Linked DNA regions of Homo sapiens: regions 1 and 2 are each linked to region 3. Evidence: chromatin loops called from intact Hi-C (ENCODE). Cell type or tissue: dorsolateral prefrontal cortex. All regions are shown on one strand. Links, peaks and the distances in the headings refer to the core of each region. The heading gives the core; the rest is flanking DNA.

Evidence for each region. Peaks named below come from ENCODE experiments on the same cell type or tissue, not always from the same donor. Only the 100,000 strongest peaks of a DNase experiment are listed, where the experiment ranks them.
Region 1: it touches region 3 in a loop (3-fold over the local background); 6 of 110 quality-filtered maps call a loop at or near these places.
Region 2: a loop joins it to region 3, with 2.9 times the contacts of the local background. A loop is called at or near these places in 2 of 110 quality-filtered maps.

Annotation. Positions count from the first base shown.
Region 1 is chr3:182,359,463-182,370,650 of GRCh38, forward strand. No RefSeq gene overlaps it. Among named protein-coding and RNA genes, the nearest start is that of LINC01994, 120 kb to the right of the region's middle. In dorsolateral prefrontal cortex, for the core only: CTCF peaks have their summits at 5,100 and 5,303; DNase peaks (open chromatin) are centred at 5,009 and 5,529; H3K4me3 peaks cover 1,677 bases; H3K27ac peaks cover 1,766 bases.
Region 2 is chr3:181,204,381-181,215,568 of GRCh38, forward strand. The region is part of intron 3 of SOX2-OT (SOX2 overlapping transcript); the gene reads left to right. Among named protein-coding and RNA genes, the nearest start is that of SOX2-OT, 150 kb to the left of the region's middle. In dorsolateral prefrontal cortex, for the core only: CTCF peaks have their summits at 6,035 (motif pointing right) and 6,240; no DNase peak of the experiment used is centred there; H3K4me3 peaks cover 324 bases.
Region 3 is chr3:182,485,270-182,496,457 of GRCh38, forward strand. It overlaps LINC01994 (long intergenic non-protein coding RNA 1994), which reads right to left and starts at 1,093. Exons shown (of 4, transcript NR_040105.1): 1 at 925-1,093. In dorsolateral prefrontal cortex, for the core only: a CTCF peak has its summit at 5,520 (motif pointing left); no DNase peak of the experiment used is centred there; H3K27ac peaks cover 526 bases.

The DNA of each region.
Region 1 (11,188 bases), core at 1,267-9,266, 130 kb before region 3:
AGAAAATCTTAGTTTCTAAGGGGATTTCAAGAAAAGAGGATCATATCCCAAAACCTGGGTAGGCATATCTGTGCTGTCCCGTGGAATGAGGCAAACTGTGGGAGACCAGGAATAGATTTAGACCCACTCATTGGAGAGGGCAGGTACTGAGGGCAGGTCTTGAGAGGCAGCCCAGGCCATAGGAAACACATTGTACTCAAAGTTCTTGACAGCACCTGAAAGATGACAGTCTTTGCAAGCTGGAGCATGGGGTCCAACAATAATAAGGTGAAGCCTCTATCGGTGCAGAGAGCCTGGAAGTGACACTCAGAAGTCTGCCCCCACAAGTACAGCTCAGATGGAGAATTTGGGGGAAGCAGCATGAAGGAGAGGGAATGTAGAAAGCTGGGTTTGAATTCTATCCCTTTTGGCTACGTGGTTTTGGGTAAGTTCCTTAGCTCCACTAAGCTCTGTTTTCTCCTTTGTAAAAAGAGAATGATAGCCTTGTTGGTGATGGGAAAAATTAAAGGCAGTATGACTACAGGAAGGGCTCAGCCTTTAGTGGTCAGTGTAGAAAGAATAGATTATTATAGTTGGAGTTTGAATTGGCCAAAGCAATGCTGACTCTCATTGTGTAAAAACTGTGGGACAGGGAGGCCGAGGCAGGAGGATCACAACGTCAAGAGATCGAGACCATCCTGGCTAACATGGTGAAACCCCGTCTCTACTAAAAATACAAAAACAAAATTAGCTGGGTGTGGTGGTGGGCGCCTGTAGTCCCAGCTACTTGGGAGGCTGAGGCAGGAGAATGGTGTGAACCCGGGAGGCGGAGCTTGTAGTGAGCCAAGATCGTGCCACTGCACTCCAGCCTGGGCGACAGAGCGAGACTCCGTCTCAAAAAAAAAAAAAATACTGTGGGACAGGTTGTCAGCACTGGGATTTCACTCAGAGCAAAAGGCAGATGTCAAGAGATCATCATCAAGACACAGGTAGAACTAGACTGGCTACAAGAATGGCCTATTTCAGAATCACTGAATGTTTGGACTAGGAGCAGCCTACAGGTGAGGGACAGAGTGTGTGTGTGTAGGGGGAAAGGGAGGGACTGGAGGCATAGGACAGAAAAAAAAAAAAGGCAAAAATGTGACCCATAAAATCTGTATTATCCCACCATTCCTAATAGGACATATTTAGATACAGGGGCTTACTTAAGCAAACCTGGCATTAGGACCGAAAGCACTTCCTTTGAAATCAGATAGAGCCAAATGTAAATTTTTATTTAACCTATCAGCCTGGGTTTTTTTCTCAATGTTCCTCCCTTCACATCCAGGCTTTAGCTCTTTAGTCACTTATTCATAGTTCCATGCACAGGTGCTTTTCCACTGTATGTGTACACATTTTAAAGTCCAGATTCTGTAAAGTTTCACTCCAGGCTTTTATAAAAAAAAACCACTTTTTTTTCTTCCTAATTAAGAATATTTATGGCTACATTGCCAGAATTTCAGTTTTGAAAGCTTCTCGATAGGAAGAGTACCTGTGACATAATGGGAACTCAAGAAAGAATATACTGAAATGAATAAATGGACCAACAAATGACTAGATGGATGCAGTATCAAATGCTCTCCACATTTGCATTCAGACCAGGGCAGGAGAGAGGAGGAATCAGATTTATGTCTTTTTGGACATTTTGAAATATAGCTCCCCAAGCTCTAGATTTTATTTGACCTGCCTTTCCTTAACTTGTAGGAATACGCTCTACCCTTTTCTTCCAAGATTTCTGTCACTTCCATTTCTATAACTCTTTCCCTCTTCCTTCATCTTTTCACTATTTAAGAAGATGGTTGGCTGAGAGAAGGTTTGGAATGAGTTACACTTTTTATAATTGAAGAAAAAAAACATTTTACAGATCTTTAAAAGATATAATAGGCTGGGCACAGTGGCTCAAGCCTGTAATCCCAGCACTTTGGAAGACCGAAGTGGGCAGATCACAAGGCCAGGAGTTCGAGACCAGCCTGGCCAATATGGTGAAACCCCGTCTCTACTAAAAATACAAAAATCAGCCAGGCATGGTGGTGGGCACCTGTAGTCCCAGCTACTCGGGAGGCTGAGGCAGGAGAATGGCATGAACCCGGGAGGTGGAGCTTACAGTGAGCCGAGATCACGCCACACACTCCAGCCTGGGCGACAGAGTGAGACTCCATCTCAAAAAAAAAAAAAAAGATATAGTAGAGGAAGTATTGTTATTATTGGGATTAAATGAGTATGTTTTCTGTTTCTGGCATATAGTTCAGAGAAATTCCCGGTTTGGGAATACAGAAGAGGTAGTCAGAGGAAAGGTGCTTGGGGTACTGTGCTTCTTTCACAGCACCGAGCAAGCAGTAAGGGCTACTCTAATCCCAGCTCTCTCATAATATCTCTCCAGTGAATTTCTTGTCATTACAGGCAGTCCTTTATGCAATCTATGATTCTGTATGTCACACACTACAGTGAAACAAAGACCAGCTAAATGCCATAAACCATCCAGAAGCCTTTTTGTTCCTCTAAGGAGACCAACAAATCTATTCTTATTGGTATTCCTGTTAAACCCTTATAAATACTGGTTAGTCCTCCATGGCCATTTAAGAGACTTTTATATGGTTTTTGAAATGCTCTCCAGCCATATTGCTTTTATCTTTTTTTTTCTTTATTGATTTTTCTCCTTAAGACTTTAATTCACTCTTCTGCAGTTGCTACAGTCAAGAGAGAAATTCTGCAGATCACATAGAGATAACATTCCAACCCAGACTGGGTCACACCATCTCACATAAGAATACCAGCATCCTGCAGATAACTGGTCCTTTCCTGCTTTTCAAACCCTTTTGGTCTCTCTTTTCATTTTTTTTCTCTCCTTTAGTATTTGAGACTTAATCTTTCTTCAGTCTTATTCTTCATGCTGAGCTCATCTGAAATGTACCAATAATTGCTACCAGCTAAATCTGGTTTCATCATTCTGAAAATTCCTCATTGAAACCAGCCCTGTGGAATAAGAATCTGATCATTTCTGCAAGTTAAAGTGACATTTGGCATGTAGCTTTACCAATATATTATCATGTATGTATAGATAATTCCTGGGTGGGTTTGGTTATATTTCTAAGAGGTATGGGCATATAAAATTTAGCTAAATGCTTCAGCAAAATACCATTTAATTCTATTAAAGTATCATCTAAGTGGCAGCATTTTAAAAAACCTTAGGGCAACTAATCCTTTATGGAGTTTAATATTCTGCTGAAAATCATCTTTAGCTTTGATTGCTAAGTAGACCAAGTCTTGGATACACTAGGAGAATGATTGCCTGATCTACTTTGTCCTTCAGATATTTTTTCTATTAAATTCAACAAATATTTTCTGAGTTCCTACAATGTGCTAACTACTACGTGAATATAGAGTTTAAAAAGGTATTGAATATAGAGTTAAAAGAGTCAAACTCACACTTAATATGTATGTATTGTAAGCACATATATGTTTGTTGCAGCACTATTCATAATAGCAAAGATATGGACTCAACCTAAATGCCCATCAATGATAGATTGGATAAAGAAAATGTGGTATATATACACCATGGAATAGTACACAGTCATAAAAAAGAATGAGATCATGTCCTATGCAGGAACATGAGTGGAGCTGGAGGCCATTATCCTTAGCAAACGAACACAAGAACGGAAAACCAAATACCACATGTTCTCACTTATAAGTGGGAGCTAAATGATGAGAACACATGGACACATAGAGGGGTACAACACACACTGGGGCCCACCAGTAGGTGGAGGGTGGAAGGAGGGAAAGGATCAGGAAAAATAATGAATGGGTACAAGGCTCAATAACTGGGTGATGAAATAATCTGTACAACAAACCCCCATGACACAAGTTTATCTATATAACCTGCACATGTACCACATGTACCCCTGAACTTAAGATAAAAGTAAAAAAAAAAAAAAAAGACATACAAACAAACAAATGATATGAGAAATACATATTTTGAAATATATACTGTGATTGACTCTATCTAGAGGATCAGGGAAGGTTTCCTGAAGGAGGTAACATTTACAATTTTAGATTAAAATATCTTCAGGTAAGACCATTAATTCGTCCCTATACAAGTTCTGCCTTTATCCTTCAGGCTGAAGTAATCATCAATATCAATGTCACATGAAATCACTTATAGTCCTGTAATTTATAAAGGTACTGGCAACATTTCACAACTTGTTGCAATTATCTTCACAATATCATTGAACATTAAAGACAGGAGAGGAACAAGGCATGCCTGAAAAAAAAAGTGAAGTTGATTTTAGAGCTTTCTTTCCTATCTCCTGGTATCTTGTTTCCTCCCCTAGCCCACTAGCATCAACCTTGGGTCTTAATCCAGCCATACCCTGCTAAATGCTAATTGCTAAGTTAAGCATGAATTCCTATCCTTTCATATGTTTGGATTTTAACTGGGCGAGGGGAGTCCCATTTGCTGGGAAATGCAGAATAGTAAAGCTAGAGCGGTGGAATGATTGACATTAGGGTTGACATCTGGAGAAGTGAGAGCTGTCTAGGTCTTCCAAAGACTGAATAATGTACAAATCCATGGCACTGTATAGTCAAAATATGACTTATTGGAATAAGTATTTCCATTCCAGTTTAAAGGGTGCACTGATTTTTCTCGAGGTCACAGAACAAAAAATGGAGTTGCCAGGAATCTATCTCTTCGCTTCTCTGTTCTAAACTCCCTTAGGCCATCCTACATTAGCTCTTAGTATTTATTATTAATTTATTTTATTAATTAAAACAGTTCAGTTAATAACAATATACACTTGTGTAGTGATTTATAGTTTACCCTCCTGATTTCACGTGATCTCATTTAATCCTCAAAAACAACCAAGTGATAAAACTGAGGCACTGAGGGGTGGAGAGACTTGTCCAAGACCACACAGCTGTTGGCAGGGCTGGCACTGGCCTGGCACGTGAGGGCCTGGGGTCTGTAACCTCTCTCCTGCCAGGGCGGACGTTACTGATGTGTTTGGGCTCAGCACACTCCTACAGCTGTCCACTGTGTGCTCAACTGAAGAAGCCATTCTCCCAGACAGAGGGAGCTCTTCTGTGGTTAAGGATATAAAAAGAGCTGTGTTCTAAGGCCAGAATTTTCCCCCCAGTTCTTCTCAAGGTCCATTCAGAGGCTAACGTCGCATTTCTGCAGCCCAGGCACTTTAACTGTTATTATTTTTGTGTTTATTTTTTGTTTGTAGAAAGAGTCCGGGACATGTTGCATATTTACGACGCCAAAATAGGAAGTGTGTGATGCCCACTCGACCGCAATGAATTCCAAGGCATAAAGGCCCCAGAATCTCTGGATACAAGAAGTCCTCACTCTGCCATCCCTTCTTGAGTGGTGTTGGTGGACTTCCTATGTGATCCCGAGGTGGAGTCAGCTGGTGTAAGAGTTGGCAACCAGCTCTGCTCCATAGACGGCATTCACTTAGGAAGCACGACTGGCGGCTTCATGCGATTGGAGAGAAAAGGGGAGAGGGGGAGGTGAAGAGAGGAGGAGGAGCCCTCGGCAGAATTCCAAGTTCCGTGGCACTGGCCCCACGGAACTCTGGAAACAAGAATCAGGCTTGGGCTGCGCAGGTTCCAAGTCACAGGGCTTCCATGGCTGGCAAGCGTCGAGCCGGAAATTCAGTTGAATAGAGCCCTAAATGTTTTTTTGTTTGACATTCATGCTTAACAGAAAATGATGAATCCATTAGCAACTCCTTCCGTTGCCAAAAGAAACAGACTTGCACTTGTAGATTGCTTTCATTCTGCGCTATCAAGCCACTGCATGTGCTGCTTTCACAAAGCTGACAGTCATCTATCATTTTTAAATGGGTTTAGAGGTACAGTCGTCTTTGTCTGAAGTGTGTGGATGTGTCAGCGTGAATGTGACTCATTAAAACAGACTGACCCAAACAGTTTAAATGGGATTCACAGTAGGGGGAAAATGTTTTATTTGAGGTTTGTTTGGAATTATTTTGAAGTTTGTCACTAATTTTGAAAAACAATGGGCTCATTTTCCTAACTTCTTTTTCTTCCCTGAGATGTGTCTAAGAGAACAAATAGCTATATTATGCACTGTCTCAAAAACATGCTCTTTGGAAATGAAAAAAGATTCTATGATTATGAAATGTCAAGAGTTCCCTTGTGCTCTAGAACATTTCACATACTTAAATGACTTCATGAAACTCCCCCAAGTTTCTCTCTCTCTCCTCAGACCTTTATCCCCAATCCATAAATGACATCTTTGAACATAATCTTTAGACCCGTTTTTCATCATTTCTATTAGCCTTTCAAGGAATGCCTTTTGAAGTCAAAGATTTAACATATGGATTAAATCTTCCATAAAATGGGTTTAAATATTAAGAGAAAAACACCTGGCTGTATGTATCTGGGTTCCACAGGACATTGTATTGTTTTAAATGCTTCAAGATGTTCAATAAAACTGAATATGGCCAAACTCATGTCCAATGTGGGCCTGTGGGCCCTCAAACCTGTTTCCAAATGGCTGTTTCTCTCTCTCTCATCTCGCATTAGTGTGAAGTTCCTAAAGCAATAATAGAAGGGCCAATAGCAGAAATTAAGAAATTAATTAAATTATATTATATGTATATATATAATTAAGAAATTATATATATATCAATGACAAAATTAATTTATCAAGAGTTTCAATATAACTAGTATAATTGATCTTCCAAGTTTTCTCTATGGGCACAGAGGGATATATTCAAAATGTTTAACACCAATAAGTCATGGGCACAACCAAGTAGAACAGACATCATGGCAGGGTCCTGGAAGCTCCTTGCTGGATGAAGGAGATTAAAGGAGCCCCAGCATTGACATCAAGGAGGCTGGGACAGTGTGTTGGGGCAGGGGGCACTGAGAGTAGTGGTTATTTATTAACTCGTAGAGATGAATTTCAATATTTTAATACAGAGCTGTACCAGTGTGTATTGGCTGAATTCCAGCCCTACTTTTACTCCTTCGTTGCATAAATTCCTAGGATTTGAGGAAACAAAAGCAGGTATACCTTCTTATGTTTGAGCACTGCTCTATACTTACCCGCTTTTTTTCGTGTACGAACCCAAATAAACTGAGTGTCTTCTAAGGCATCAAGCACTATTCAAGCTGTTCTCATAGGAATTTGTTGTTAAAAGTGAGGAATGAGGATTAAAACATTAAAAAGGGTAAAACAGTAATTATGGTATTATTTAAACATTTCTAAAATTTCTTAGTCTTCACCCCATTTTACACAGAAGACTTCTAAATTTTTAGCACTACAAGGCACATTTGTAGAATAAAATACGTAGAATGTGTATTTAACTTATGTCATATCTTTCCTTTAAGGAGTTAAAATGAGTTGTCATAATGATTTGACTTAATTAACCAATTCAGTCATTCCTTGCCACCACCACCACTCCCAAAAAAAGGTAAATATTATGATACCCTTTTGCACTGGAAATGAAAACAAATGCAATTTTTAAGATCCTAAGCCAATCAAAGACCAGCTCAAATCAAGCTCTTGCATCCAAGACTGCTTTGACTGAGTTGCCAAGTGATCCCACAAGTAACATCTATGTAGGAGGAAGGGGAAATGCGAGCACTGTAAGACCTCATCCTTTAAGGAAGTATAATTGGATGTCTCTTGTGTAACTTAGGCCATTTCAGAGCTTAAGATAAATACACATCAAATATAAGGGGGAAAAAGAGGAATGTATTGATTTTATCCCACTGACAAAAAGAAAAAACAGTTTCTATTGAAATACATACAAATATATTTTAAAACATTTGATAAAGAAAACACAAAAAGAAACAGGATGGACGGAAAGTTATATTCCCTCTAAAGTTACTGAGGACCAAAATGCAGCAGTTTATTTCCAGTTTTCCCAGACAACATGCAGTATAGCAGGAGATTGTCTTTCTGTTCGAAACTCCTACATTCAAGTCTAAAATATTTTATTTAAACTATCAATTTATTTGCTACATACAACTATATCCTCAATATTTATTTTAAATATTATATATACTTTATAAAATATTTCAGAACAGTTACTGAAACTATAACCACATGCATTTTATTGAATATCGACAGATAAAATGCAGGCTTTGGAGTCAGACTGTGTGAGTTTGTAGTCCAGTGTGACCACTTTGTGGCTCTTTAACCTTGGACAAACTTTTGTCTCTGGCCCCACCTTATAGGACAGATATATTAACATCACGTGGTGAGGTGATGAGGACTAAATAAGATATGTTTGTAAAGTTCCAGCATACTGACTGGTAGAGAATAGATTTTGGGGTTCCTCTCTCTCACTGATACATCTTCCTTTTTCTCAGTGAACATTTACCTTTAGCAATCAAAGACATTAATGATTGAATATCTGGTCTTTCTGCTGCAAGGTTAGAATTTCTTCAAGAAACAATGCCAATGCAACTTCAGGAATACCTGACCCCTCCTCCTGTTTTCAACCACTCAGAATCTGTCTCTAACCACTCAGAATCTGTCTCCATCCTGGACTCTGTGTAGTTCCCAGTATCATATTTTCTGATAGTCTTAGAACTTAAGCCACCATTCCCTGCCACACTGATGCCACCTTGTTGATTACTTAACCAAGTGATTTCTTTCAGGTGGAAGAGATGTACCCAGGACCTCTGTAGAAGCAGGTACAAGCTACCAAAAGTTCCTACTTTATTTATTTTGAGTTTGGAATGAGCAACTACAAGGAAAGGAAGAAAATTGTCAAATAAAAGAAAATTTTATAAATTATTTATAAAATCACATTCATTTAAAAGCTAATTCTACTCTTGACTGAATTGCAAATGGAACTAAAATCTTTCTTGGTTCTCATACCTTTCCTTTGCTAGTTTAGGCATTTGTCACCTTTGGCTTTATTGATTTATTCAGAAAGTAGGTATTGAGTACCTACTATGTGCTAGATGCTGAGTAATTTAGACAGTTTGTGAATTGTTTCTTCTTCAAGTCAAGTCTTCCTTCTTCCAGTCTAGTGATTCTCAAAATTTAGTGTGCAACAGAATCACCCAGAGTGATTGTGAACACATTGACTATAGACTACTCCCCCAGGGTCTGATTTAGGAGGTCTGTGTAGGAGTCTGAGAATTCACATTTTTAACCTGTGGGTTCTGGTCTAGGAAACACTTTGAGACCACTTTCTATGTTGTTTCTAATCCATTTGCCATAACCGTCACATGTGTTAACCTCCTCAAATTTAATGTCACTCTATAGAGTAAAAACCCTATTTGGTTCTCCAATCCATAAAATAAAGCCTTATCAAAACCTTCAGGATCTGCCATTCACAGTTGCTACTTTTCCAGCCTCTCCTCCTGATGATGATTACACATGATAAAATACTCTCCACTGTACTGTTCTTTTCTTAGATAAGTTTAACTCTATGCCTATCAAATACTGTATTGGCCCTTTTGGTTCTTTGGAAGCTAAAAGTTTTGAACTTTTCATTTATTAAACAAAAGAAGAGAAGGGTTATCTATTGCCTTTGTAAGTATATTGGCTCAGTGGACACACAAAGCAATCCTTTAGCAGTAGAAACAAGTAATAGCATGATGGAAGGGAACCCTGCCAAGAAGGCCCAAACACCGAAAAAATGTCTTTAAAAATATAGATTTAATTGAAGAAGTATCTGATAACACCACTCACTTTAAATACTCATCAATAGGCTGTTTTTGTTTTACAATAATGTGTCTGAAGATAGTGACAGGAAAAGAGACATCACTGTGCAAACATTAATATCTCACACAACTGCATCAAAGAGAAAAAATGGAACACTAGCTTTCATTTTCATTCAGTGATATTAACCTAAAATAACTTACTGTAGTTTTGCTTGAACTCACCAGGCAAAGTTTTAGTATGTGGTAATGACTACGAAGGAACATTCAAAGTATTACACCTATTTGTGTTGACACACTCTGTGAGAAATGTTGTTTGAAATATGCATTGAAATAAAGCGTCTCCAACTAACTCGAGTAAACACCTTGGTATCATAAAGAGCCAAACTATGCTACTGGATTGTTAAACTCATCTAATTTGGGAGAACTGAGGGTAGAAGAGGAAACGGGGAAGAGAGAGAGAGATTATATATGGACAGATAAAATCATGAATAATAAATACAATTTTTCTCCCTTTCTCTGAAAACCTGTTGTGTTCATAGTTGTTATTTTTGAAAACATCTTACCTATGGGCAAGCTTCTACTTTATCACTGCAGCGAGGTGGAAAAATATCAGTAATAAAGACAAGCTCAATAAAAGTGTCTTGGAGTGTGTGTGTGTGTTTGTGTGTGTGCATGTGTATAGGAGGCTGGGGCATGGTGGGAGTCAAGACTAAGCCTCTGTTATTTTCAATATGATACCTATTTTTGTTTTGTTTTTATTGATTGTTCATTTGCTTTTTAAAAACCTTTGTTTGGCATTATTCATAGAGGGTCCAAGAGTGTGTCCTTACATTTGCAAATAAGGAGTCACAGGATGACTGTGTGGTTTTCCGATTCCTCCTCCTATGTCAGCTAGCAAACTGGCCATACTCAGGCTGTCCACCACTGCTGAGGCCTTGAACAGGCTCTGGAAGAAACAGTTGTCTGGAGGGATTTGTGACTAACTATAATCAAACAGCATATTTGTAAGATTAGTGAATGAATCCCACTGAATGACATCTGATGACCACCATGTCTTCAAACCATAGGAAAGACAGCTTGAAAAGACAAGCCTAAAATTAAACTTTTTATGATTATCCATATTAAATATACACATACGAAACAGCAATCATATGCATAGATCCTTTAGTAGTGGCCTGGTACGTGTAAAGAACACTGAATTTGGAGTCAGGCACACTTGGGTTTGAATCCCAGCCTTAGAGCTGAAACTGTAGATGTATTCTCTACTTCTGTTAATTGTAAAACAAAAATAGTGCTGTGTGGCAATTAATTATACTAACACATATAGTAAAAAATACCTGGAACAGTGTCTGGCACACAGTAGGAACACAGCAATTAACAACAGTAGCAGTAGAACAAGAAATGACTTGATAATTTTTTTTCAAGATAGGGTCTCATTCCTGGATTGCAGTGGCATTTTCATAGCTCACTGCAGCCTCGAACTCGTGGGGTCAAGCAATCTTCCCGCCACAACCTC
Region 2 (11,188 bases), core at 1,982-9,981, 1.3 Mb before region 3:
TAGATATTAGGTTTTTAGGATAGAGGGGAGACAGGTGACATTCTTCCCATTTTACAGATGGGAAAATGCTGTGATTTGAATGTGTCCCCCAAAGTTAATGTGTTAGGAACTTAATCCTCAATGCAAGTGTTGAGAGGTGGAACTTTTAGGAGGTGATCAGGTCATGAGGGCTCTGTCCTCATGAATGATTCAATGCCATTATCACTGGAATGGGTTAGTTATAGACGGAGTGAGCTCCTGATACAAAGGATGAGTTCAGCTCCCTTCTTCTCCCTCTCTCGTGTGCTCTCTTACTTTCCCACCTTCTCCATGGGATGATGCAGCACAGAGTCCCTTGCACATGTGAGCTCCTCGATCTTGAACTTCCCAGCCTCCTGAACTATAAGAAATAAACCTCTGTTCTTTATAAATTACTCTGTCTCAGTATTCTGTTATAGCAGCACAAAAATGAAGGAAGACACAAAACTTAAGCTCAGAGAGGTTAATTCTATTTCCCGAGGTTTTATGGCTAATGAGGATGATGGATCTGGGGCTTAAACCAAGTTGTTTCTGATTTCAAATCCCATGCTTTTATTCTGAAGATAATCAGGTAATTCTAACAAATATAGTGGATGAAACAATTATAGAAATCTAACGATGGATTCAGAAATAAGAAACAAATTTGCTTAAGAAAATTGAAAGACAGTAACAATACAATGCATTGGGGAATAATTTCTGTGTGGGTCTTCACTACAATTGCTAGATGTTAACTTAGTTTACATGAACAAGATTTAATGGATCAAGAGTATTTCTCAAAGTTGAGTAAGGTATAGACGCCTTATTATTATTTCCATTTATTTTAATATTTAAGAGATGCTTTTCCTTTTTGTTTTTTTATAATTAGGCAAAAGATGGCCATTTGTGTGGTTCCAAATTCAAAACCATTTATTTATATAAAATTCAAAACTATGGCTGGGTGCAGTGGTTCACTCCTGTAATCCCAGCACTTTGGGAGGCCGACGTGGGTAAATCATGAGGTCAGGAGATCGAGACCATCCTGGCTAACACGGTGGAACCCCATCTCTACTAAAAATACAAAAAGTTAGCTGGGTGTGGTGGTGGGTGCCTGTAGTCCCAGCTACTCAGGAGGCTGAGGCAGGAGAGTGGCGTGAACTCAGAAGGCGGAGCTTGCAGTGAGCCGAGATCGCACCACTGTACTCCAGCCTGGGTAACAGAGCAAGACTCTATCTCAAAAAAAAAAAAAAAAAAAAAAAAAAAAAAAAAAAAAATTCAAAACTACATTAACTCAAAAATTTTCATCCCTGCCCCCTCCAAACTTTTTTTCTATTTTTCCCTCATAGAAACAAGTTTCTATTAGTTTTGATTTATTCTTTCATTATTTCTTCTTGAAAATCTAAGCAGAATTGTATATTTACATTAATATTCCTCTTCACTTTTCTTGCAAAAAAAAATCCTCTATACCTTGTAGTTATTATTGGTGTTTTTTTTTTGTTTTTGTTTTTGTTTTTGTCTTTTTTGAGACGGAGTTTTGCTCTTGTGCCCAGATTGGGTGTAATTGGCATGATCTCGGCTCACTGCAACCTCTGCCTCCCAGTCTCAAGCGATTCTCCTGCCTCAGCTTCCCGAGTAGCTGGGGTTACAGGCATCTGCTACCACGCCCAACTAATTTTTGTATTTTTAGTAGAGACGGGGGTTTCACCAGGTTGGCCAGGCTGGTCTTGAACTCCTGACCTCAGGTGATCTGCCCGCCTTGGGCTCCCAAAGTGCTGGGATTACAGGCGTGAGCCTCCACGCCTGGCCAGTTGTTGTTTTTAACTTGACAATACATCTTGGAGATTACTCCTTATTAGTATGCAGAGATCTTGCTCATTCCTTTTTACAGTTGCATAGCACTCCACTATGATGATATCATAGTTTCTTCAGCCAGTTCCCATTCATGGACATTTGAGTTCTTTCCAATCTTTTGCTATTATACATAGTGCTACAATAAATACCTTTGTGCACAATCACTTCATATTTTTCTTGTTTATCTTTGGGGTATATTCCAAAAAGTAGGTTTGGGATAGATGCCAAAGGTCAAAGGTACAGGAAAATTCCCTCCATGTGGAACTGTACCATTTTGCATTTTCATCAGTATTGCTTGTTTCTTTCCTGCACTTGTGGTAGAGAATGTTCTCCAGCTTCTGATTTAGGACAGACCCTCTCAAATGGGGACAATTATTGTGGACTCCCAGTGTTGACTTAAGTGATTTTAATTATTATATTACTTACATATGAGAAAACATAAAATTATATATAAGTTCTTTATGCTTATAGTTTTTATGAAAGTATACAACTAAAGCAAATATACAGATTAACTATAAATAAACTAGAATCCCAATACAATTTGTGTTAACAACATTAATATAATAAATGATGTTATTTTTCTGAAATGAAATGGCCACTTAGAATGTGAATATGGTATTGATTCTTGTAACACATTTTTTTAAACATTGAGTATGCATATGCGCAATATTATGTGCCAGGTGTATTGGTCAAGATCCTTTGAGTTACAGGAACAGAAGAACTAGCTCAGCAAGAAAACAACAACAACAACAACAACAACACCTTTTTGTACTGTTTTGGATCACAAACACATAATTGGGAAGGTGAAACCATAAATTAAGAAATGAATGAACTCAGGGGTTACAATTATTTCATTTGAATTCTCTACCTCTGCCCCTGGTTTTATCCATACAGCTTTATTCTCAGACGGACTTTCTCTCTCTCTTTATCCAACTATTAGCAAAGATGTCCCATGGGTAGCTCCAAGACAATAGCATCTTTACAGGTCAAGGTCATCCCAGAAATATAAACCCCCCTTGTTCCCTCCCAAATCCATAAGCCCTGACCAAAAATGACACTGATTGGCTTGGTTGGATCATATGTCCTCCTTTGAACCAATCACTGAATCCTCTTATTAGCCAGCTTGGGTCATTTGCCCAACTTACTGGGAAGAAAGGTAGCTCTCTTAATTTTCAGCCCTACCAAAAATCCCAAAAGAAAGGCCTACAAGACAGATAAAGACTGACAGATACCCATGCCATTGTGAAATTACTCAAATTTTCCACTACTTTTCTCTACTGAAACTATTGGAAAAGCCTGGATGTAGTACATGATTGTGTGACTTGTCCTTCATGTGATAAAATTTCATCATCCACACATTAAACCTACTTCAGTTCTTTTTTTTTCAGTGGGACTATACCATTGGAAGTAGAATTACTTGAAAAAAACATAGTCACTGAAATGACATGATAGTTCTCAGTTCTAAAGTGTTATTCAGAATACACTTACGTGATTTTAATTTGAACTGTCATAACAATGAGAACCCAAGATTAAAATATTCTTAGATAAAAGATCCAGAAACCACCCACCTCCAATTTGTGCAGATGCCGTTTGAGGATTAACTCTTTAAAGCATGGAGAAAAATTGAATACTTTCATTAATGTAGTTTTCTAATGATTTGTGTGATTTTTAATGTGCTGATAAATTTAATATCAAATTGATATGTTGTTGGTATTTTACCTACAATTTATAAAAGCAAATACATATAAAATAAAAACAAATATAAACATACATCTGTATAGCAAGTGCAACACTTGTATGCTCAAGAGCTTCAGCTTAATTGAGTTTACTTAAACCATTAAGCAGAGTTTTCTGAACTTTCTTCTCTGTATGGTGAGAAACCCAGGGTCTCTCTGAATATCTCTTAGGATTCTCAGGAGTGAGGGGTACTGTTTTCTGTATCTTACTTCTGCTTCCTTTATCCTGCAATGTGGGATTAATTGGGAGTGGAGATTAAAGATTAGAGAAATCTGCTTTACTGCCTGGAAAATTCAATCCCAGGAACTGAGAAAGAAATTTGGAGATATTCTTAACTATTTTGAAGGTGTGTGGATAAAATTTATGTGGAGACCTAAAAAAATTATCTTTTTATTTTAAAAAATTTTAACTGGTGCTAAGCAAAATATATATATTTAACCATCTCTTTTTTTAAAAGTTCATTTTACCCACTTGTCTTACTTTATTCATTCTGCTATAACAAAGTACTATAAACTGGGTGGCTTATAAACAAATAAATTTATTTCTCAGTTTTGGACGCTTAGAAGTCCAAGATCAATAGACAGGTATGTGGCACACTCCTGTAATTCCAGCTACTCTGGAGGCTGAGGTGGGAGGATCACTTGAACCCAGGAAGCAGAGGTTACAGTGAGCTGAGATGGTGCCACTGCCCTCAGGCCTGGGCGACAGAGCAAGATCAAGTTGCCAGTAGATTCAGTATCAGGTAAGGGCCTATTTCCTTGTTCATAGTTGGTGCTTTCTTGCCATGTCCTTACATGGTAGAAGAGGCAAACAAGTTTCCTCTGGCTTATTTTATAATGACACGAATCCCATTCATGAGGGCTCTGCCCTCACGACCTAATCACCTCGAAAAAAGGCCCTACTGCCTAATACCATCGCACTAGGGATTAGATTTCAACATATGAATTTTGGGGGAACACAGACATTTGAACCATAGTACCACTTCAGGATGCAATGGACAGAGATGAAAAAAAGTTACTGATTTTGCTCAGCTACAGAAGTTATGGAACTGGCATCACTTTATTAATTCAGGAAGTGCTTCTCATGTAACTGACCTTAGTCTACCTCTATTGGCCAAAGTTTCCTCATATATAAGAAGGGTATGTGGAGTATCATCTCTACAAATCATTGGCAGCTTTACTGGTTAATAAAGACACAGTCTTTAGAGCTGAAGGAATGAGAAAATGGATTAATATGGAGGTTAACTTAAGATAGAGAACATTTATTCCCTTATGAATTTTGACTTTTAAGAAAAGACAGCTTCCTCCCAGAAGAACAGATATGGTGAAATGGTAAAAGATGGAAAACCAGCTATGTAGCAGGTATAAAGACATGAGTCCCTTTGTTCTGAAGCATCAAGTCTCTACCTAATGCTAGAAGGAATTTTTAGAGAAATGGAGGCATAGCTACAAATGAAGTGGAAAGAAACCCTATGTATTTGCTTTATAAAGAAACTGTGACTTTGAGGACAGTTTTTACATTTAGGAAAAAAAATTTAAGTGGGAAAAAGTGTCACCAACAGCACACAAACCATACTGAAATGATTGTGAAAAGTCTGAAGTGACTGAACTCAAGAATATGAAGATCTCAAGATACTTCTTTGCAAATATGTCCCTTGTAGATGACAAGTCCCTTGTAGATGACAAGTCCCTTGTAGATACCAAATCTTGGGGTAAAATCAGCTTTGTGAAAGACTCACTTCCATGTAAATGTTTGCACCTTCTCAATGGGCTAGAATTTTATTGGTGAATGTTATTAATGGTAATGGGACATAGGTACACAAATCCTTTTCTGTGTCACTGGGAGATGGGAACTCTTAGTATGCAAAGTCTCTGCTGAAATCAAAGGGAATTTGCATAAGATCCACATTGGTTGCTTAACGCATAGTGTAGCTGGCATCCAGTGCATGCTAAAGGACAACATAAAAACCTCAAACACAAAATGGCTCTGTGCATTAATGCTGCTTAGGAAAGTGCTAGCTATTAAATATTTTCACCAGTATTAAGTATCTTGATATTTATTCTTAAGTAAGATTTTGAAAAATACTTATCATCACACTGCAGTTGATATGCAAATTTTAAAGCAACATTTCAGAAAGAAGCAAAATAATGCCACCAAACTGTTTATAAATTCTTCCATTTAAAAATAGTTTGCATCATATAAAAGTTAACTCCAATTCTCTCATACCAGTTAAACAATTATTTCATCAAATGGAATTGAATCTTAGTTTCTCAGTTTGCACAGAGAAGAAAATTCAAAAGAAGAATCAGAAATTAAATTGAAGTTTAGGCAATGCATTTTTAGGCAAAAATAATAGTAATATATGGCTGATATTTTCAAAGCTTGGCTTTTATTTTAAATTTTAAATTTATTTTTATTTTAAAGCTTCAACAGTGTTTTCCAGCAGGTGTCACTGTAGGCAAATATAAAATGACAAATACATCGTTTCTACAGCTTGCGGCCAATGGTTCCTTGAGAAAAAGATTTATATTCAGACTTCTCAATTATGATTTTGTTTCTGGTGTTGTCATTGTTGTTAATATTAGTCTCCTAGCATAATTTTCTGTTCCTATTGATGCATTCACAATGCAGTAACACTACCCAGTTGAATGAACAGAAGCAGTAGTATGCACTATGAAGTTCCACCCAGTTTGGGGGTAGAACTTTTACCATTTATAGAAGAGAATCCTAGAATCTTGAAATGCCTATCTAATTAAGATATATTTTAATTCTGAAGCCTCTGGCGGATTTTTCCTAATAGTCTTAATTAGTAATTTCTGATTTTTATGGTTGCTATATAAACTTTGTTAACGAAAAAACTCTAAAGTTTCATCAGGAAGGAAAAGCTTTAAAAGTATTCGGCAAAAACAGTTATCATTAGTCTGGGATGGGTATATGAAAGGAAGGAAGGACGTAATAATGTTACTGGTTACCTTGAAATTATACTTCAATGGTTGGGTTAGAATTGAATTCATATTATTCAGCCTGCAAAGGATGTCTCATTAGTTCCCAGAGAAACCATTTCTGAACATATTATCTCAAGGAAATCCAGAGAATCCATTATTTCTCTTTGCCCCCTTCTTTTTAATATGCACAGCACAGAGATAGGGAAGCAGAATGATAAGGTACTAGCAGGAGAATTTTCCAGGAGTTATTTTGCTGATTTCAAAGTCTTCCTGTTTCCTGGTATCCGTAAGCATCTTGGCATATTGTTCAGAGCTCCTAAAGAAGTGTTCGGTCTGCATCTACAGGCTAGACTTGGCTGCTGACGATTTGACATGTGCAGACAGATTTTTAAAAAAACGTATACAAGAGAAACTGGTTTAAAATACCCTTCTCATCTCATGCCCAATACAAAGACCCACATGACTGAAAAAATGTTTTATACACTTGATTCTTAGGAGAAGAAAGTTGTATTCCATGCATCCAAGCAGGTAAGCAAAAATATTACTTTCTCCATTTTATAATCAACTCACAAACTCTCAGGGAAATTGCTGGTTCCTGTGACTACAGTTCTGAATCCCAAAATAGGATCCACATCTCCTGACTCACTTCTTTCCCCTAGAACACATCGCCTAAAATAGGCGCGTTTTTTAGAATCCAAAAACATGTTTTCCTTTTAATAATGTCAGCGTTTACTGAGCCCCAACTCTATATCTGGACTATGCTAAGTACTTTATACGCGTTTCTCTCAATTCATTTTCTTCTTGCTCTCCTTTCCTATGATGTAGGTACTATCATTCGTTTTATACTCACACAGGAATAGATTCAAAGAGAACAACTTGCATGGGATACTGCAGCCAGGAAGGACAGAGAAGAGGCCTGGATTTGGGTCTTTCCAAATCCAAAAGGCTTTGTTCTTAACCAGTATACTCCCACAGCAAATATGATACATTATTTAGGAGAATAACAAACTATCCTTGGGAAGTTACACAAAAGAAACCAAGGCACTTTTCCTGTATTCTGTATGCTTTAGGTTAGAACCAGCCTCATCCTGTCCAAGGTGTTTCAGCTATAGCCCTGTATGGTACCGGCTGTGTTCAGAATAATGCCTGCAATTCCTGATGGCATTTCCCTGATTTCACTTATTATATCTATAGATTTAAGGTAAGATTCTTAACAAAATCAAAGGCTCTTCTGGGAAAAGACAATAACTAGAAACTCTGAGCATTGTAAATCTCACAGCCTATTGCATTTTAAGAAAGTGTAGTAAATATAATGAAAGAACTTCAAAGAACTACTCACAGTTCAGTTTGCACCATGTTAGAATATTTCCATTTGAGGCCCTTTGGAAAGGCATTTGGACTGTAACTTTAGTAATTGCAATGAAGTTAAGAGTTTACAGTGGATTTAAAGTCAGAGAGTCTTGGATTAAAATCTTTGCTGTGTCACTTTCCTGAACCTCAGTTTTCTCATCTCTAAAATGGTGGCTAATGTAAAAATAGCAGCAGCAATGAGTCAGTGGTTGTTAGGCACTAAGCAATGTTCTAAGTGCTTTACAGTCATGTCTTTCTTTATGCTCATAGAGCTCTTTACACAATGCATGGCACATATTAGAAAGCCAATTTGTTTGCTTGTTTCGTTTTGTTTTTGAAATGAGGACAGGGACTCTGACAAATTCATCTTTAACATTATAAGGGAAACTAAGAATCTGTCTTAAAACTAGGAGTCTGTGTTAAGGAATCACTGGATATTTGGATTTTATTTTCTCATTTTCCTATTAGTTCATTAATTCTCACTTAATTGCATGCTTTTGTGTCCTATCATGACCAGGAACTTGTTTTCCTGTCCACCTTCTTGTTTTCAGGAACCTGTTTTTCAGGAACCTGTTTTCTTGTCCACCTTCTTGTTTTCCCACGTTATTTCCTTCAAAAACCTCATGGCCTCTCTTCTCCTGGGTCCCAGGCACTGGAGGGTGGGACTTGCTGCCTGTAGGTGCAACCTGAACCCAGTACTCCTACACCAGGGTTAGGAGTTAGTGCTTCTGGTAGGAATAAAGTTACGTTCAAGCATGCATGTACACATGCACGCACACACACCCACACAAGTTAAATCATATATATGAGTTATAGTAAAATCATTTAAATGAATTTACAAGTTTATGTAAAATATCAAACTTTTCAAAAGATAATGATTTATGGTGTCAAAGGTAACGTGCTCGTTGAAGAATACTGGGAAAATAGAGAATATATTTAGAGAGAAATCATAATCTCAGTAACAGAAAGAGTAAGTAACATTGTATTCTTTCTTTCTAAATATGCTTAACTTAATTCATGTGATTTTGTATCTTTTAAAAATATGCTTTTCTGCTATAGATTGACATTGAAAGAAAAAAGACATTTAAGTTTCTTGTGATTCACAATAGTAAAACATGGCACTCTTACTTGACAAAGGAGAAGCCACTGCAGAAAGTGATTTTAGTCCAAAATCGTGTTTCTAACAATATTTGAATAGAACAGTTATGCAACTGCCTCTCCTAGAGTGTATTAGACAAGTCAAGAGGCTCTTGCAGCCACTGAAGAGATACTGAGGGCTGGGCGAATGTGGAAGCCACTTGGACCAAGAGAAGGTGGTGTGCTGGGCTGAGTGGGGGATTCCTACCACCTGGGACTTGCAGGGTGGTGGTCAGGAATGGGTATAGTATAGCCACAGCCTGTGTGCTGGAGAACAAAAAGCATGAAGCAATAACTCTGTAAGAGTAGTTACCCTTTGAAAATAAGTGGATACAATGAGCTCAAGCTCAATAGAAGAGTTAAGGTAACAAACATGCTTGCTCTCTGATATTAGGAGGTTTTTAAAGGCTACAGATGTTAAGACTTCCCTGAAGCCTTGAAACCCTTGGGTAAACACAACAGAAAGATGTGGGTGTGCTGGAGCCTGTGGTTATTTGATGCTGGAACCCAAGGTGTGACGTGTTTAAGGCCTTAACTTCAGAATAAAATGGAAAACTGAAGTTAAAGTGGACTAATAATGGCTGAGGTTTAATGGTAATACTGAATTTAAATTTCTTTCAACTTTGCCCTAAGTTACGTATGTATGTCTCTTTCCTCTGCTTTGTGTGCCCTCCAATTACCTTTCCACACAGCACACAAAATGATCTTGTAAAGAAGTAAATCAAGTCTCATCACTTGCCTGCTTAAAGTTTTCCTAAATGGCCTCCTGGATGTGGCTGCTATGACCCTCCTTTCATCATCCTCAGCTTCAGTGACCTTCCTGAACCTCTACTGGGCTGCTCCAACCTCAATTCTGCCTCTCCAACCCCTTCCTCTGGTTGATGTCAGTTCTCAGCTTGGTGTCACTGCATCCTGGAAAAAGACAGACACAAGCCCCCAAAAAGATAGATGCACAGTGTTCATTTAAAAAGAGAATGAGTTTTCCCAGATCTCCAGGTACTTGCAGTGGTCTATGTGGCCAGGCAAATATTTATGATAATTTACACACAAACATATATATAGGTACACACAGACACAGACACACACACACACAACACAATATCATTTCCAGGAGTGTAAAGACATTTGATCTTTAGAATGACTTAAAACGAAAACTAGATGAGCATATGTGTGAGGCTGAAAGTAGTTGTGAGTTGCAGGTAGATAGCTGAGGTTAGATCAGCAGCATATTTACATAGTATTAAAATTAGTAGAGGAGATACTGGTAAGGAAGAAAAAGCAGTACGGAGTTTGTAGAGACATTTGCTGCAAGATTTTAATGTGAATCTCAGTAAGCATGACTCCTCGGAGGAAAATGCCTGAGAGGATATCCCATTTATTCGTTCGTTTCCTTCAACCATATATCTTCCTTCATACTAAAAAAAAAAAAAAAATTAAAACAGCTTTTGACTTTCCCAGAACTGGCTTTAAGCATAAATTCTTTTCCTAAAGAAAAAATTAGGAAAGATCGGTATTGGAAACATCTGGGTAACCATTCAGAGAGCCCTGTGCTGTAGTGGACCCATCCATCCTTCATCCTTCCATCCATCATTGGCCTAAAATATATTAAATACCAGCTAAATTCCAGATGCTATGTTAAGGACTGGGCATTCCAGGACAAATATTCTTTCCCATTGTGGGGGATGAGCTTAAGCTATGAAACAGTCTCATGTTATAAAATAATGATTGGATTGAGAAGGAAGACAGGAAAGAAACCCTTCCCTTCTTCCTTGGGTACTCTTTTCCTCACCTTGTCTGTGAAAACAAAAAGCAAGTCTCTAATGTGAGAGGTTTCCACTTGGCTCTAAGTACAGCACCCAAATTAAAGTCAGAGTTCAATAACAGTTTATTAAATGAATAAATGAACATACAAATTACTATATCCCAAAGCCTTCAGGGATCCAAATTTGAGAATATAATAATGACATTTTCTTCTACAAAGTCAAAATATAATCAATGAAATAATCTTTTCAGAAGGGAGCAGAGGGTAAGTGTCAAGTTGAGAAGAACTTCCATGATTAGCTTTCTTCCCAACTCAGACCATCTAATCTTTTTCTGCTAAGGGTCACCCAGGGCCACCTCTGTTGTGCCTTCTCCTGAACTCATCCTGTCCCCTGCCACTTGTCATACTTCAT
Region 3 (11,188 bases), core at 2,162-10,161:
ATCACTTATAATATCATTCTTATGTTGTCTAAGAAAGAAATCCATCAAAATAAATGTGTTGGTTTATCCACGATTTTTCTAATCCTTTTCTTAATCTTACAGCATTTTTGTCTAAACAGAATAAATGTTTATACTCAAGTAATTTGTCACTATGGTAACTTTTGGCCTTTAAAATGCTGACACTATATCAGAGACAACCAAGAGAAGAAATTATCCTTGTTCGACAAGTAAGCAGAACCAGTTTGGCAAACTTCAGGATGCCTAGGGATGAAAGGCGTTTGTTGTTCTAGAAATACTACTTCATGTCAGGAAAATGAGAGCATATCCTGGTTTCATGACAAAAACAGGAGCTGTAATGCTGATAGCAAAACTTAAAGATTGAAGACTTTTTTCATCTAAATTTCCTATAACACTTCCCTCCCCACTCCCAAGAAATCATGTAAGTAATTTCTAATACTCACACAATATTATCTTTCTAATGTGTAGGCATGAGTTTGTAATAACTTTTCTGACTTGTAATCCTAAATCCCTTGAAGATAGTCTTACAGTTGTACCTCACAAGACTTTGTCCAACAGAAAATGTAATATGTCTCCAAATGGAATGGTATGGCTATTTATAATGAACTCCCTGTATATTTTTTAAATTAAAGGATGTTATATTTTGCTGTCATTCATACGCATAGGAAGTATTTCCCATTCTCAAAATATTTAATCTAGTTAGCAAATATCTTTAGGAAAGAAATCTCTAAAAATCCTTCTTTATCACTCCCCTTGTTTAAGTGTGTATCATGCCAAACACACACACAGTAGATATGGTGTCTGATATCTTCTGAAACCTGTTGGGGACTATATGAAACATTAATGGGGATTAGTGTTAGAACTGGTGTAAACATAGCAAACAATCTGCTGAAAGTGCATACTCACATTTCCATATGTTATGCAGTAAGCGGAGTCATTTAAGAAGCGAGGTACTCAGGGAGATGGTGTTCAGGTAGTGAGTATTTGGCTGGTGAAAAGTAAACACACCCTGGATGTATTTACTCCATAGCACCAGCATATACATATCTACCCGACTCCAGTCCTTAAGCTTCTCCTCAAGAGACAAGTCAAGATTGAGATACGCAATTTCACTACACAAAGCTTCTAAAACATAGATAAAAATGATTTAGTACTTCCAGGTGCACTGTAATTCTTGGCAGAAAAAGTTAATTCCAGGTGTGTAATCTCCTAAAGAAATCTGTTGTCAAAGCTGGATAAAACCATCACATTCGAAAAATAAAAGTTCACCTATGAACAAAGTATAAGGTATGGCTAGGAAAACTCTCTGCTCTATGTAGAAATTAAAGCATAAAAGTGAAACTCCCTTTTACTTATGTAAACATTGCTGGGCTTTGGGCATCATTTCAAAAGAGGTAGAGCCGAACATGCGTGAGCATATAGAAATATGACATACTCTCGGTGGGAGGTTTGGGGTGGGGTTCTAGTGCCAAGCCAGACTCTAACACACAGACAAAGGAAGAAACAAGCTGCATTTTATAGCTTACAGATTTTTTTTTCTTTATTTTTTCAAGCCTCTGAGCCAACCAAATAACTCAATCAACAACAACAAAACCGAGATGGGCCACAAAGTGGAAAATGTTATAACAGCTTAAGTAACAAGGAGGTGGGGTGGGGGGGCCCTGGCAGGGATAGGAATGCTGGTGGAGGGTGCGGGGAGGAGAAACCCCATATTATAGAATATTTAAGCCTTGCAATTCAATGCACATTTATTAATTGGTTTCTTTTTAAGAGACACTTATTTATGACAGGTTTATGAACAATATAGCATGTGCAGCACTGACGTTCTCCCATGGCTTATTTTTATTTCCATATGTTTAGACAAAATGAACATCACATTTAATACTAGTACTAGCAGCTCTTGAAGTGTTTGCCAGTGCTACATCCCTTGGGAGTTGTTACCACTAGATTAATATCCTGTGGGTCACTTAATTTAAAAAACCACATTATAGAGGCTTTATGTGATTAGATGTACTGCTTTTACAAGCCAGTTGGGGTGTGTCCTTGGCATCTGGTTCAGAAAGGCTGGTGAGCGTAACTTATATAGACCTCCAACCTGGAGTGTCTGAGCAGCCAATGATTGTACTGACATATGGACGAGCAGAGAAAAATGTGTCCTCTGTCTACCATCAGAAACTGCCTTGAAGACAGGATCTAAAAGGAACAACTTGCTTAGTCAGAAACCGGCCTAAACAGATGGTAGAAATTGGCTGCTTCAGAGAGTGAAGGGTAGTGCTATCATACCCTGAATCAGGCCTGTTTGTCACAAAATGCTCATAGTAAATAAACAGCCATGCTATTTCCACACTATGCTATCAAAACCAAGTTCTACCAATCAGAGAGTATTTTACTTGAGAATTTAAAATATGCTCTTTATTTTCTCTGTTAAACATTCTCAGGTCTCGGTATTTGGAAGACCACCCAAAAACAACAGGAAGCATGCTTTTTGAGTGAACAAGAGGAATTTGCCACTGGCTTCAAGGACACTTGGAATAAGATGACCAGTATTTCCTGCGGGAGTTTCAAATGGCATCAGGTGCAGTGGCTCCAGGCAACCTGGAAGCATTCATCATCATTTATGGTCTACTCTTGATTCTGTGAGGAGATGATTCACTTAGGCTTCCTACAGGCCAGGCCCAAAGAGGTGGCAGGCTACCATGAGGACAACAAAGCCTAAAAGTCATCCAGGTGGGACATTGTGAACTACAGAACCTATGTATGAGGTAGATTGCAAGTATCTCCGGTCACATTCACAAGCCAATAAAAACAATGCTGTCCTCCATGAGAACAAATCTAATTAGAACAAATCCCAGTCCTTTACAAATACTGTAGACTGAAATGCTTGTTTTAAAGATAAAGACATTTGGCCAGGAGCGGTGGCTAATGCCTGTAATCCCAGCACTTTGGAAGGCTGAGGCAGGCAGATTACCTGAGGCCAGGAGTTCGAGACCAGCCTGGCCAACATGGAGGAACCCTGTCTCTACTAAAAGCACAAAAATTAGCCAGTCGTGGTGGCACGCGCCTGTAATCCCAGCTACTCAAGAGGCTGACGCAGGAGAATAGCTTGAAACCAGGAGGCAGAGGTTGCAGGGAGCTGAGATCTCGCCATTGCACTCCAGCCTGGGTGACAGAGTGAGACTCTGCCTCAAAATAAACAAATAAAAATACAAAAATTAGCCAGGCATGCTGGCATGCACCTGTAGTCCCAGCTACTCCAGAAGTTGAGGCATGAGAATCGCTTGAACCCGGGAGGCGGAGGTTGGAGTGAGCCGAGATTACGCCATTGCACTCCAGCCTGAGCTACAGAGTAAGACTCCATCTCAAAAATAAATAAATAAAAATAAAGACATTTGTTCAGCCCTTCAAACTGTCAATGAGTATGTTCTTGGAAAGGTTCCTTGTCATCAAATATAAATTGCAATGATCAAAGGCGAACTACGTATCAATATGTAATGAAAAATAATTTACTAGGAGTCTACATTGGAGGAGATGAACTCTACAGCAGAAATGGTGCACCTCTGGGTTTGCCAAAGCAGAAAAATTCTTGACAGCCTTTCCAAAAGTACAACCAAGTTCTTGTGCCCCAGAGTGGGGTGAGATCTTAGAGAAGAGAGGCATCTATAGGGATTATTTTTGAAGTCTTGTTCACAGGTTTAAGCAGTTACAATCACAAGTCTCTCTGCTCAACCACGACCATCTAGGTTTGCCCATTACTTTATTTTTTAATCTGACACAAAAGGAAAGACGCAGAGGTGAGAAAGGGAGGGGTAGAAAGGTGAATTATACTCTCTGTATCCTGTTCTACCACTTGCCACATTTCTAAATTACCAAGATTCCCAGGCACAAGAGTATGTGTGAATATTTTGTTCTGTTTTTTTACTCAGTACTAATAATACACAAGAGCTGAATAGTTACTGAAACTATTTCCAGTTTCTTGCATTTGATAATAGATGGAGACCCGATTCGAACTGACCTAGACACTTAAATACTATCCCAGACAGAGCCATCCCCAAGTAGGTCACAGAGCTTCTCTGTGTCTGTTTCTTTATTTGCAAAATCATACTGTATCACCTGTCAAATTCACAGATTGTTAAGAATTAAGTAAGTTCATGGCTATGAAACACCTTTAAAACTATGAAGCACTAAAACAAATTCAGTGGATAGTGGCAATTATGAAGAGGATGATGATGGAAATGAGAGAGACTACAAATGAAAATTCTGTATATTTATGAAATTATGGCTTAGTATTTGTCATTTGAGAATTTCAATGTTTTTGGACATATAGGACTGGGATCATAAAAATTCATGAGCATATTGGTGATCCTCAAATAAAATCTGTTTTAAATACATAATGTACACTTTCCAAAAGAAAATTCGTGATGTGCATATTTATATATTTACTAGCACTATCAAAAGGTACCAAAGATGTTAACACTAAGTGCTAAGCATTTTGCATACTTCTGGAAGCTGTTCTTCCCTGCTTTGCCCACATAAGTCACCTCCCTTGAATGATACTTGGGAAGGCCTGGTCACAATCATCTTTAGACATTTGATCTGACTGAGATAATGTCCCATGAAGGTGCTGTGATTTCGGTCAAAGGTGAAATAAACATTTTTCTCAGTATTATTGTCCAAGAGATTTTACTTTTGACACTCTGGGTCTGCCTCAAGTGGCTGCTAGGTGATAGAGGATGAAAAAGAGAAGGAATGAGTAAAACCTGAAGTGAGAACCAGAAGTTTTCCCTAAAAGAAGCTAAGTTTTTTAGGGTGAAGATAAAGATTTAATTTTGCAATATTAATTTCTACTGCCAGTGTAAAACTTTATCTTTCTAGGTATCTGTACACGTCTCTGCCCAAAGTACCCTCCTGCTACTAAGGCAAAGGAAAAACATATTGATTTTTCTGCAAATTCCCATACCTTTCTTTCAAGTTGACTGCTTGGAAATCTATTCAAATTGGAGACTGTATCCTGTTTAGGTAGCTGAAGTTGACAGCAGAGCTTTAATTAATAAGGCGTGCAAGGACAAAGGCACTAGGCCCAAATCAGATACAAGCGACATCTTCTTGTGGCTGCTCTGAGAAGCACAGCAATTATTTATACTCTACCTTGGTGCTCAGGCAGAAGAAATAAGGCTAGAGCATGAAGAGCAATGCTATCTGCCAATATATGAGAATTATAGCATTCTGGATGAACAGAGTTATATTATCCCTGCTTTCAGATAAGTAAACCAAGAATCAGAGTGCGTGGATTACTCTGCAAATGGAGGTAGAAAGCCTGTGCCCTATTTTCTTGTCCATCTTCAATATCCTGTGCTGGGATTTCAACAACACTTGAAATCCTCTTGCTTTCCTCCTTTTGCCCATTATATTCCTTATCTACAGTGGGCATTTTCAGTGCTGCCAACAGTGCCTATGAATCTACGTTCTAAATGTCAGGACCTGCCAAGATTTGTTAATTATCCTAACTCCCTCTGCTGGCGGATTTAACTACAACCCAGATTCAAAACTCAATGGAACACAGTAACTGTTTAAAATGTTTTTCAAGTTAATTCACATCATAAAAGAGTAGGTCCGAAGAAGGAAGAAAACTACAAGGTGAATTTTAGTTGAGAACGTAACTCACTATAATATAAATAAACTGGAGGTTTAATAGTATTTTTTAAACCAGCATCTGGGATAAGATTTGTGAAATATGAAGTAGATAATGTTGGTATAATTTTTCCCCATTCTCTTTTTGTTCCCACACTCCTTTTCATTTTTGTGGCTTGTGATATTTCCCTTTGTCTCTAAGCTCTAGACTTCTACTTAATAAGTACCAATAAAGATTGTATGTTATCCTTAAACAGTGGTAGCATTCCCCACCTGCTAATTGCTTTATTTGTACTTACTGTTTCCGCCCTCTCATCAACAGGGGCTTTAGTATAAAGGGCAATGAAGTAGAACGTGATGAGGCGAACAGGAGCCAGCCGAGTGAATGCTTCTATAATTACACAGTAGCCTGGAGTAGCTCTTCTCAAATCAAATTATGAGCCTGGATTACCTAAAACTCTCAGGACACAGCCCGGGTTTTCATTTGTCTGTAGGTTACTGTCGACAAGCAGCCTTCTTTCCCCTTGCCATTATTCTTCACAGAGATTATCAAAGCTCCCATTCCACTGCAATATTCCCAGAGCAATGAGATGCCATGGAGAAGGCCATTTTCTTAAATGGCTTGCCTGACCCCATGTGCTTTACCACTTATTTTTTTTTAATTTAAAAAAAAACTTTTTTTCATGTTTATAACCACCTCTGTCATTTGCATATCAAAGTTGATTCCCAGCTGAGCTTATTCATGATTCTTTGGCAAATATTTATGCTTTGTCAATGTCCCAACCACCCATAAGGCAACAGGAACAAAAGTCAATAGGCCTCAGCAATGTTTGGATCCTTGTTTGAACACCTGACTATACCCTCGGAACTGTACACTGCACTGGAAATAGCATAGTAATAGGAGGACCAGACTCGAGGTCAGGCCATCTGGAATAGGGGCACAGATCTGATGATGGCTAGCTGTGTGGCCCTGTGACACCCGTTCACTTCTCATTTTCTCCATCTGAAAGCCAAGGCAATTGAACTAGATAATCTCCAAGGTCCCTTCCAGTTCTGTGGTTTCATAGACTCAGCACAGTGCTGCATGGATCATGTGCACAGGAGACTCAGTACATATTTGATTGCAGCAGCTAAGCAAAGCAAAACAGCAATCCATTTCTCAAGTGGTTTAAATGTTTATTAAATCAAGATTTGATGTGTCCAAGATCTGATCAAAAAGTGAACAAAAAATGGTGAGCTTTGGTTGGTTAATGACTCCTAGAGAGAAAATCCAGGCTCAAGTCTTAGCTGTGTGCAGTGTTGGGGTCGGTCTACTAAAGCTTCTAAGAGGGAAGGGTTAGATGATCTCTAAAGTTGTTTCCAACATTGAAATTACAGCTCAAAAAGATAAAATTCAAGTCACCAATTCCTGTACGTAATAGTCAGTGCACTTTATCTTCTTGAGAAAAAAATGGATAATTTTATGAATAATTCTTTTAAAAATCCTCCATTCTGTAACACTCTATAATAAAGATTTTTCGTTTGGTTTAAAATAAGTATTTAAAACGGGCATAGTGATAGGGAAGACAGGTAAGATTATAATCATTACAAAGTTGAGAATTTTTCATATATGGTCATAGTAACGTAGTCTGATATCACACGCCAATTTGTTAAGGTGACGCTTAGATGTCACCAGAAAGGTAATGAGACTTTTGTTTTCATGGGTAGTATCTTAATTTAGAAAGTTATACTAAACAGAACTTAAAATACTAGTTGTATTTCTATTTAAAAAAAAAAAAAGCCATGTTTCCCATACTTAAAAAAAAAACTACTCATCAGCAAAAATGTTACAAAATAAACTGAGTTTTAAATTGTTTCCACTTGAGAACTAAAGGACTTTGTTAATGATGAAAATTTAATTTAGTTTTACATATTATTGTTCCTAATTGAAAAATTACAAGCATAAGTGCTAGCACTTTCTAAGTACTTCTGTATTTACTTAAAATAAAAGCTATATCCACAGGACTAACCCACCCAACAAGTATGATATCAATAAAACCACACTCTTTTTTTTTTTTTTTTTTTTTTTTAGTGAGCCAGAGTCTTGCTCTCTCACCCAGGCTGACAGCAGTGGTGCAATCTCTGCTCACTGCACTCTCTACCTCCCAGGTTCAAGCGATTCTTATGCCTCAACCTCCCCAGTAGCCGGGATTACAAGTGTGTGCCACCACTCCTGGCTAATTTTTTTTTTTTTTTTTTTGTATTTTTAGTAGAAATGGGGTTTCACCACATTGGCCAGGCTGGTCTCAAACGTCTGACCTCAAATGATCCACCTGCCTCGGCCTCCCAAAGTTCTGGGGTTACAGGTGTGAGCCGCCACACCGAGCCTAGAACCACTCTTAACACTTGAAATGGCAATGGCCCTAACACACACGTGGTACTTGTTGTGAAAAATTATCATCCTTTGTAAAGATAACGGTGAGGATAAAACTAAGATGGATGGGCAAATGAACATCATTTGGGAATGCTAAATTAGATAAGTGGATACAAAAGAATTCTTAACTTCCAAGTGCACACCTTACACACAGATAACAGGAATTTAAATTCTGATCGTTCAAGTCAAACCTGAAGTCCTTCTTCCAAAATTTTCCTGAAACATTTGCAAAACTTTTAAACCTACTTTGCAAACTGGAAAATTTACAAAAACAATGAGATTAGTTCATTCGGGTTTCATCTTAACCAATATTTTTCTCCTTTACTTATGGTTGAAGCAGGCAGAGAAAATAAATTTTACCAATAATTATATAATAGTTGTTGCTTTCCAATTATAATATCCTCTCCTTTTATCTTATTTACTTCCCATTAACAACACTGTATCTGACTTGGTCTCATAAACTGCTATGCATACACACACACACAAACACAAATTTTGTATGTATGTGTATATATGTACTTAAAATATGTATTTTATATATATAAAATTATATGTAATATGTACTTAACATACTGTGCACACATGCACACAGACAGCATGCAAGAGGAAGTATTGCTTGGTTTTCAGGTTATTCCGTTTTTAAAAAACAATGCATTGCTTTTTATACCTCCATTTCTAACCACCAACTTACTCTCAAAACTTTCCCCTATGTACGCCTGTAAAACATTCTTGTATGACATAATGGTTATGCATCCAGTATCTGAAGCCAGACTATCTGGGTTGCAATCCTGGTTTACTTTCCTTTATCTGGATAACCTTAGGAAGTTGCTTGACTTCACTGTGCCTCAGTTTCCTCATCTACAAAATGGAGATCATATGGCATCTACTTTGTAGGATTGCTGTGAGGATTAAATAAGTTCATATGCACAAAGTTTAGAATAGTACCTACCATATAAGAAGCAGTGAACAATTAGATATTACTATTATCGTTGCCATTGGCTTAGTTAATACTATGTGTCTACAACTAAACTACTTTGTTAAAGATTTTCCAAGTACATCAATCTTTCCCTTTACTTCCACCATTCTTCACTAACATAGCAGAAGAGTTTCACTACTGTTATTTTCCACAAATACTTCTGCCAAAGAAAGTTCTCAGCATGGTTATAGAGAAGCACTGTCCAACAGAGCTTTCTTTGATGGAGGAAATATTCTATATCTACATTGTTCAATACTAGTCACCAGCCACGTGCAGTTAATGAGCACCTGAAGTTTGACTAAGGAATTGAATATTTTATTAAATTTAATTTTAATTTTAATAAAAAGGGCTATAATGGCTAATAATTATCATATTGAACAGCACTGTTATGGAGGATTTCGCAGTCACACCAAGACTTGAATATGTGGTTTTACCCCTTACCAACTCTGTGACATCTCATTTTCCAGATCCTCAGTTTCTTAATATGTAAAATAGAAAGAATAATACCTCTCACCTAGGAAAAATGCAATCATTATAAAGATCCTAGTTTAGCGCAATTTCTATTAGTTTTCCTATCTCCCTACCCTCCGTTAAATTGGTATTATTTGGGCAGAATGGCTCTTAGAATGGCCAGACACACAGCAGAAAGAACCTTTTAGCTCTTTTTAGATTTCAAAATTAAAAGCACTACCCCCTCAAGGTTTCCACTTGCTCCACTGTAACTTTCAGTCTTGAGTGGAAATATGATGTTGCTTTTTGTCAGAGACCCCTGAAAATGTCTGAGTGTCTCTCAAACAGCAAGAAACTAAGAGAATCCTCAGGACACTCTCACACTCCTAGAGCTGCATGTGAGGTCCCCAGCAGCCATGGTCATGGAGAGCTCATATGTACAAGCTCCCCCAGATGGTGCGCTACGATCCAGCAGCTTCTTGTTGCTTGCTCATCAAAAAGCAATCATTGAGAGCCTCTGTTCCAATCACCTTGTGATCTGGCATCAATATCTTCATTATATGGAACCAATCTCAAATAGTTGGGGACTTCCAGGAGATCTTCTTTACACTGAAAACCCCTCGCAATTACGTTTTTTAAAGGTGGTAGAAGAAATGTTCATGTATCATGGAAAGAGAAGTGCAGTCTCTTCCAAAGTCTTCAAGGACATGGTCATAGGGGTCGCGAGACACAACCTCAGGACAAATGTGAGCAGTAAATCATAGTCCCAGGTCTACGGTGAAAAACTTGAGGAGTACAGATGGACACATCAGCACCCCTAAAATTGGAACTTGATTTCAGAAGGGCAGGATGGGGGTCTAAGATACTTTACCAGCAGCCTCAGTACTTTTCTGGAGTTTTATCCTCTCTGGTGAGAAAAACTTCTTTTTGATGCTTCAAAAATTTTAGCCAACTTGGCTTCTTACCATATCCTGAGCATAAAGACTTTCTGGATATGCACAACGATATCCAAATGATATGTCATGATTGTACCAAAAACAGGAAGAACCACACATCCACCCAACCATTATAACCTGTATGCCCAGTGAATTGGTGGTTGGGGGACTGCATGGGTGAGAAATATTGATTTCGCCCAACTCTGAGATAATCTATCCCTAAAAGAAAAAACATGTCCAAATTATGTGAGACAGCATGGTGCTGTGGCAAAGCAGTGGCTTGTTGTCATAAGACCCACTCCTTATCACTCAGTGACTTTATGTGGGATTTGGGTCCAGTTACTTGACTTTTTAAGCCTCCGAGTCTGTAATCTGTGGATAATACTACTTTATTTTGAGGATGATAAGGATTAATTAGGCAACGTTGGAGTGCTTAGCACAGTGACTACTATGGGTTGATAGTCAACAAAGATTTGATTTCTTCACTCCTTAGATATTTTGAAATGATGTTATGATCATTCGGTTTAGTTTCCACAGCTAGCCCAGTCTGTCCAAAAGGATTCACTTTACCTTTTATCCAGATTTCAAAAATGGGTTAATTATATATTAAGCTGGGATATCAACGTCAGCAAACTTTGATTAAGATTTGGAATTTAGTAGTCCTAAGCAGGTAATAAGGATTTTGTTTTTTCCTGATGCATGTTAGAGGAGTGAAACATCCAAAATACAGGCTTTGGGCACCATTTGCCTGGATTAATACAATTTCTT